Linked DNA regions of Mus musculus: region 2 is linked to region 1. Evidence: chromatin loops called from intact Hi-C (ENCODE). Cell type or tissue: gastrocnemius. All regions are shown on one strand.

What was found. A loop is a pair of places that touch in the nucleus more often than their neighbours do. Peaks named below come from ENCODE experiments on the same cell type or tissue, not always from the same donor. Only the 100,000 strongest peaks of a DNase experiment are listed, where the experiment ranks them.
Region 2: it touches region 1 in a loop (2.5-fold over the local background); 3 of 42 quality-filtered maps call a loop at or near these places.

What each region holds. Positions count from the first base shown.
Region 1 is chr8:70,584,038-70,586,537 of GRCm38, forward strand. It overlaps Ell (elongation factor RNA polymerase II), which reads left to right. Exons shown (of 12, transcript NM_007924.2): 7 at 1,120-1,198; 8 at 1,517-1,991. Among named protein-coding and RNA genes, the nearest start is that of Isyna1, 9.2 kb to the right of the region's middle. In gastrocnemius, a CTCF peak has its summit at 1,440; DNase peaks (open chromatin) are centred at 208 and 1,471; H3K27ac peaks cover 1,645 bases.
Region 2 is chr8:70,521,755-70,524,254 of GRCm38, forward strand. It overlaps Kxd1 (KxDL motif containing 1), which reads right to left and starts at 1,426. Exons shown (of 5, transcript NM_029366.2): 1 at 1,309-1,426. In gastrocnemius, a CTCF peak has its summit at 1,400; a DNase peak (open chromatin) is centred at 1,394; H3K4me3 peaks cover 1,690 bases; H3K27ac peaks cover 1,911 bases.

The DNA of each region.
Region 1 (2,500 bases):
TTATGGCTGTCCCCAGCCAACTGTGCATCTCCTCTGTGCCAGGGTGTCCTGTCCATGTCCCCATGGCTTCCCACGAGCCTCTGGTGTCCACAGAGTGTGAGGTAGACTCCAAGGGAGCAGCACAGTAATTGCCCACTCCCCCTGGGTGCTGGTGCTGTGAGCAGAGCTGCTCGCCGAGATTGCTAGTGATTCCTCAAGTTCAGTTGGCACCACCGAGTTCTGGGCTCATCTCCAACCTGTGCCTAGGCCAGAGCCTGGGGGTTCCACGTGCTTGGAGGTGGAGAGGGCACATGATGGCAAGAGCCTAGGCGCTCGCTGCCTGGCACAGGCTCCTGGGCACTACAGCCAGCTTACTTGCTTTTCTCTTTCTTTTTCCCTGACAGTCCCTGATAGGGTTTCTCTGTGTAGCCCTGGCTGTCCTAGAACTCATTTTGTTAACCAGGCTAGCCTCTAACTCAGAGATCAGCCTGCCTCTGCCTCCTGAGTACTAGGATTAAAGGTGTGTGTCACCATGCCTGGCTTCTTTTTTTTTTTTTGGGTCAGTGTCTTGTCTTACAGAGACAGTACAGGCCTTAACTCCTGCCCATCTTCTGTCTCCACCTTCCAGTAGTGCTGGGCTGACAAGTGTGTGCCCATTGTCAGGGTCACCTATACCCAAGTGCTGGAGGTGTCCACATAAGGCCTGTCACTGCTCCACAAGCACGGGTGTACAGGGCCAGCATGCCTGGGCTAGTTACCACCACTGATGCCGTGACCCGTTATGAGTGATGAGCCATTGGGTACTCGGGGCCAGATCAGGGTGGGAGGAAGGGACCACACACAAGGTCACCACTGACACACAGAATGGCCTTGTGCTGGTGGAGTCCTGATGTGCTGTAGGCAAGGTATGTGTTCATATTTGACCTGCAATTCTCCCTCTCATTGGCAAGCCCAGGCACTAGCTGCCTGCGCCTCAGCATGGCAGAGTGGGAGTCCTCTCTGAGCACCACATGGGCTCTGCTTAGCAGCTGCCCTGTGTACAACACAGCTTGGGTTCTGAGAACCTGGCCCTCTCTGTGCAGACATAGTCCCGGGGCACAGTGGCAGTGCCACCATAGTGCCTCTACCACTCCTCTGCAGGAAGCTGTGTCAGCCACAGAATGCCACTACAGACTCCAGCCCGCCCCGAGAGCATGGACGCTCTGCCTCACCCTCTCAGGTACTTGCCTGGGGGGGTGGTTGAGTGTGGGGTCCTCACTGGTACACCACAGCCCTTTGTAACCAGTGTCCACTGCCTGAGCCACGCTCTTTGGGGGGACTTGCTGTCTTTGGGGCTGGGAGTGTCTTTCTGAGGCGTGTGCCTCAGGCACCTTCACTGCCCAGTCAGGGCCTTCTTTTCTTCTCTGTCTGGGTGCTGCTTCTCTTGTATGTGTGGCCAGCTGTGTGCCGGCGCCCCTGTGTGGCCACAGCAGGCCCTGCAGGTGGCTACTAGTTCCCACATACTTCTCTGCTCAGCCTAGTCCCCATGGCTTTTCAGAAACGGCCTACAGACTTCATTGACCCCCTGGCCAGCAAGAAGCCCCGGATCTCACATTTCACACAGCGAGCACAACCCACCCTCAATGGCAAACTGGGTGCCCCCAATGGCCATGAGACACTGCTGCCTGCTCCAGGACCCACCCCATCAGACACCCTCAGCTCTAGCCATCTGCCCCCACGGCTGGAGCCCCCAAGGACCCACGACCCCCTAGCTGATGTCAGTAATGACCTAGGTCACAGTACCCAGGACTACAAGCACCAGGAAGCCACCCCAGCTCCAGCACCCCATCTTGGTCTTCCCCTGCTGACGGACTTTCCTCAGGCTGAGCAACCTACTAGCTCCTCACACACCCACAGCCGACCCAAGAAGAAGTCCAAGAAGCACAAAGACAAGGAGCGGCCCCCTGAAGAAAGGCCCCCCGCCCCACAGCCTGATGCACCTACTGCCCCTGCACTACCGCCAGATGCCCCAGGTGAGTGCCACTTGGTTGTTTCCTCTAATATGTGGGATGTGAGACCACTACTGGGGTCAGGACTTGGGGCCACCATGGCAGGCCACCAGCCTACTACTCAGTGCTTGGGGCTAGGAGCTGAAACACTCAGATAGGTAACATGGAATGCAGCGCTTTCAGGGAGTACTGAGATGCCCTGAGCCAGAGAGGCAGAGGGAGAGTAAAGAGAACAGCTGTATGCAGGGATATATCCAGGCCAAGGCACAGGTAGGTACACTGAGCCCAGGGAGCAAAGGTTTCTGGGACCGGAGGACACTGAGAAATGAGACATCTATCTCTGTGGCTCCTCACACAGCAGGACGCGTGAGGTACCCTGTGATCAGAAGGCCTTGAGAACAATCCTCTGTCCATAGTATAGTGAGAGCATGGATCTGGTGTCGCAACCCTGTGCTTGCTATGCCCTTTAGTCCTAATCTCTTGACACCTATCTTAGTTAGGATGTTACTGCTGTGAACAGATGCCATGACCAA
Region 2 (2,500 bases), 62 kb before region 1:
AAAAAAAGTAGAAGAAAAGTAACTTGTGATTAAAGGGCATAGTCAACAACTAGGTTAACAGCTAGCATCTCTCATGCAGAATTTTAATTCCAGAGATTTTGTTCTAGATCAGGTATCAGTCCTGGTCTGGGACTGAACTGGAAGCATGCAGAAGCCCTGGGTCCTTCAGGGCTTAAGGTCAGTTTGGGCTGTACATACTGAGTTTTGGGCCACCCTAAGATGCATGAAACCCTATTTTAAAACAGAAGCCTGGTGTGACAGCTCATGTTTGCCATCCTGGCACTCAGGTGACTAGAAGACTGTTGTAAGTTTAAAGTTAATTTGCGCTACATAATGAGTGGGAGACGAGATTGAGACACATAAGACTGTCTAAATAAATACGTGCTGGAGAGATGACTCAACGGTCAAGAGCACTGACTGCTCTTCCAGAGGTCCTGAGTTCAACTCCCAGCAATCACATGGTGGCTCACAACCATCTGTAATGGGAATCCAGTGCCCACTTCTGCTTTGTCTGAAGACAGCGACAGTTTATGTATGCACATACGTGAAATAAACAAATAAGAGTCAGGTGTGGTGAATGCCCTGCCCGTGCACAGTGCTAGAGAAGACAGTAAGAGCAGAAGTTTCAGGTCACTTTTGCTTTGTGAGTTACAGACTAGCCTGGAACAAATGAGACCCTAATCCAAAACAAGACTCAACACAAGCAGATGAGGTAACTCACGCTTGTCATCCCAGTACTTTAGAGACTGAGGAAGATGCATTTCAAGGAGACAGAGGCCCCAGTCTGGGCTGCTATCTCAAAATTTTAATGACTCTCTTTATAGTTGGGTGGCCGAGGCAGGATGATTACCAGGAACTGGAGGCTAATTTGAGCTATCATCTAAAGAAACACTAACTCTCCCCCAGGAATGTCAGGCTGACTGGAATGGCTCTGAGCCTCAAGGTCACAGTAGGAGCACAAGGAGCCGTCCGGCCCGAGTCCTCTAAACGGACTTCAACTCTTCCGGCCAAACTCTGAAGGAGAAACAACAACAACAAAAGAACCAAACCAGATAAGGCGTGACTCAAACAAACACGGGGTCCCCGCCCCTTTGAGCGGGGAAACTGAGGTACACGCGCACCCCAAGCCGCTCAGGGCTCCAGGTCACACAACTAGGGTTTCCATCTAGATTGGCCCGCGCTATCGCTGCGAATCCGGGAAAACTGAGGCTGTGTCCCCGAGCTAGGATGGGCCCTCCCTCCCCTCCGTGGCCTCCTGACGCCCCGAGTTCCCGCCCTGCCCGGCCCCGGCGGCTCCAGCCTCGGCACCTGCACATCTGGCGGCCTGGCTCGCGCTTCCGGGAGGGCGCCCTAGCGCTTACGTCATCATAGAGCGTCCACGAGCGCCCCCTGTCCTGGCGCCTAGGAGCCTGCGCGTACTCACCGCGAGGAGGCGGGAGGACCAAATTGTAGAAGCCCTAACGTGAACGCCAAAAGGATGAGCAATCGCAGCACTAGATACGCGCACGCGCTGTGTCCCAAACATGGCTTTTAAGCAATCCGGAAGTGGGCAATTAAATGTATTATTTATCAATCCAGTGTTACACAAGGAAACCCTATCTCGAAAAGTAAACAAAAAGACAAGGTCATATGTACTCAGGCTGGATTCCAGCTCGCCATGGAGCCTAGGTTACCCTTAAAATCCTGGTCATCCTGAAATGGCGTGTACGCCATTGTATGCCACCATGTGTGACTTTCAGATTTTTGAGGTATCGCTGTAGCCCAGGCTGGCCTGGTACTCGGTATTGTGAGAAATAATCCCCTCTCTCTAATAAAGAGTCTGGTGAAAGAGATGCAGGGATTTGACTTGTTTTGTTTGGGTTTTTCTAGACCGTTTCTCTGTGTAACAGAGCTCTGCCTGTTCTGGACTTGCTTATTTAGACCAAGCCAGACTCGAACTCATAGAGATCTACCGGCCTCCTGAGTGGTCGGATTGAAGGCCTGTGCCACCAGGACCGGCCAGTTTTGGTTTTATGAAACAAGATTTCTCTTTTTATCTCTGGTTTTTCTGGGACTTTTTCTGTACGTCCAAATAAGAGAAACCGTTTTTAATATGCCTTCTGCAAAAAAAGGATTTCAGCATAGAAAAAAAGGCAGAGGCTGGCATGCTGATTTCTTGCAAACAAGGCAGTATTTGATTTCTTTTTTTCTTCTCCTACTCCTTTCTTTGTGTAGTCCCGGCTGTCCAGGAATGCCCTTTAGTGTTTTGAACAGGTTGCTCTTTAACTCAGAGATCTGTCTTTCTCTGCCTCCTCTGTGCTGGGATCAAAGGTATGTACTACTATGGCCAGCTAACGTAGTAGTTTTTTTTTTTTTTTTTAAGATTTATTTATTATATGTAAGTACACTGTAGCTGTCTTCAGACACTCCAGAAGAGGGAGTCAGATCTCATTACGGATGGTTGTGAGCCACCATGTGGTTGCTGGGATTTGAACTCCGGACCTTCGGAAGAGCAGTCGGG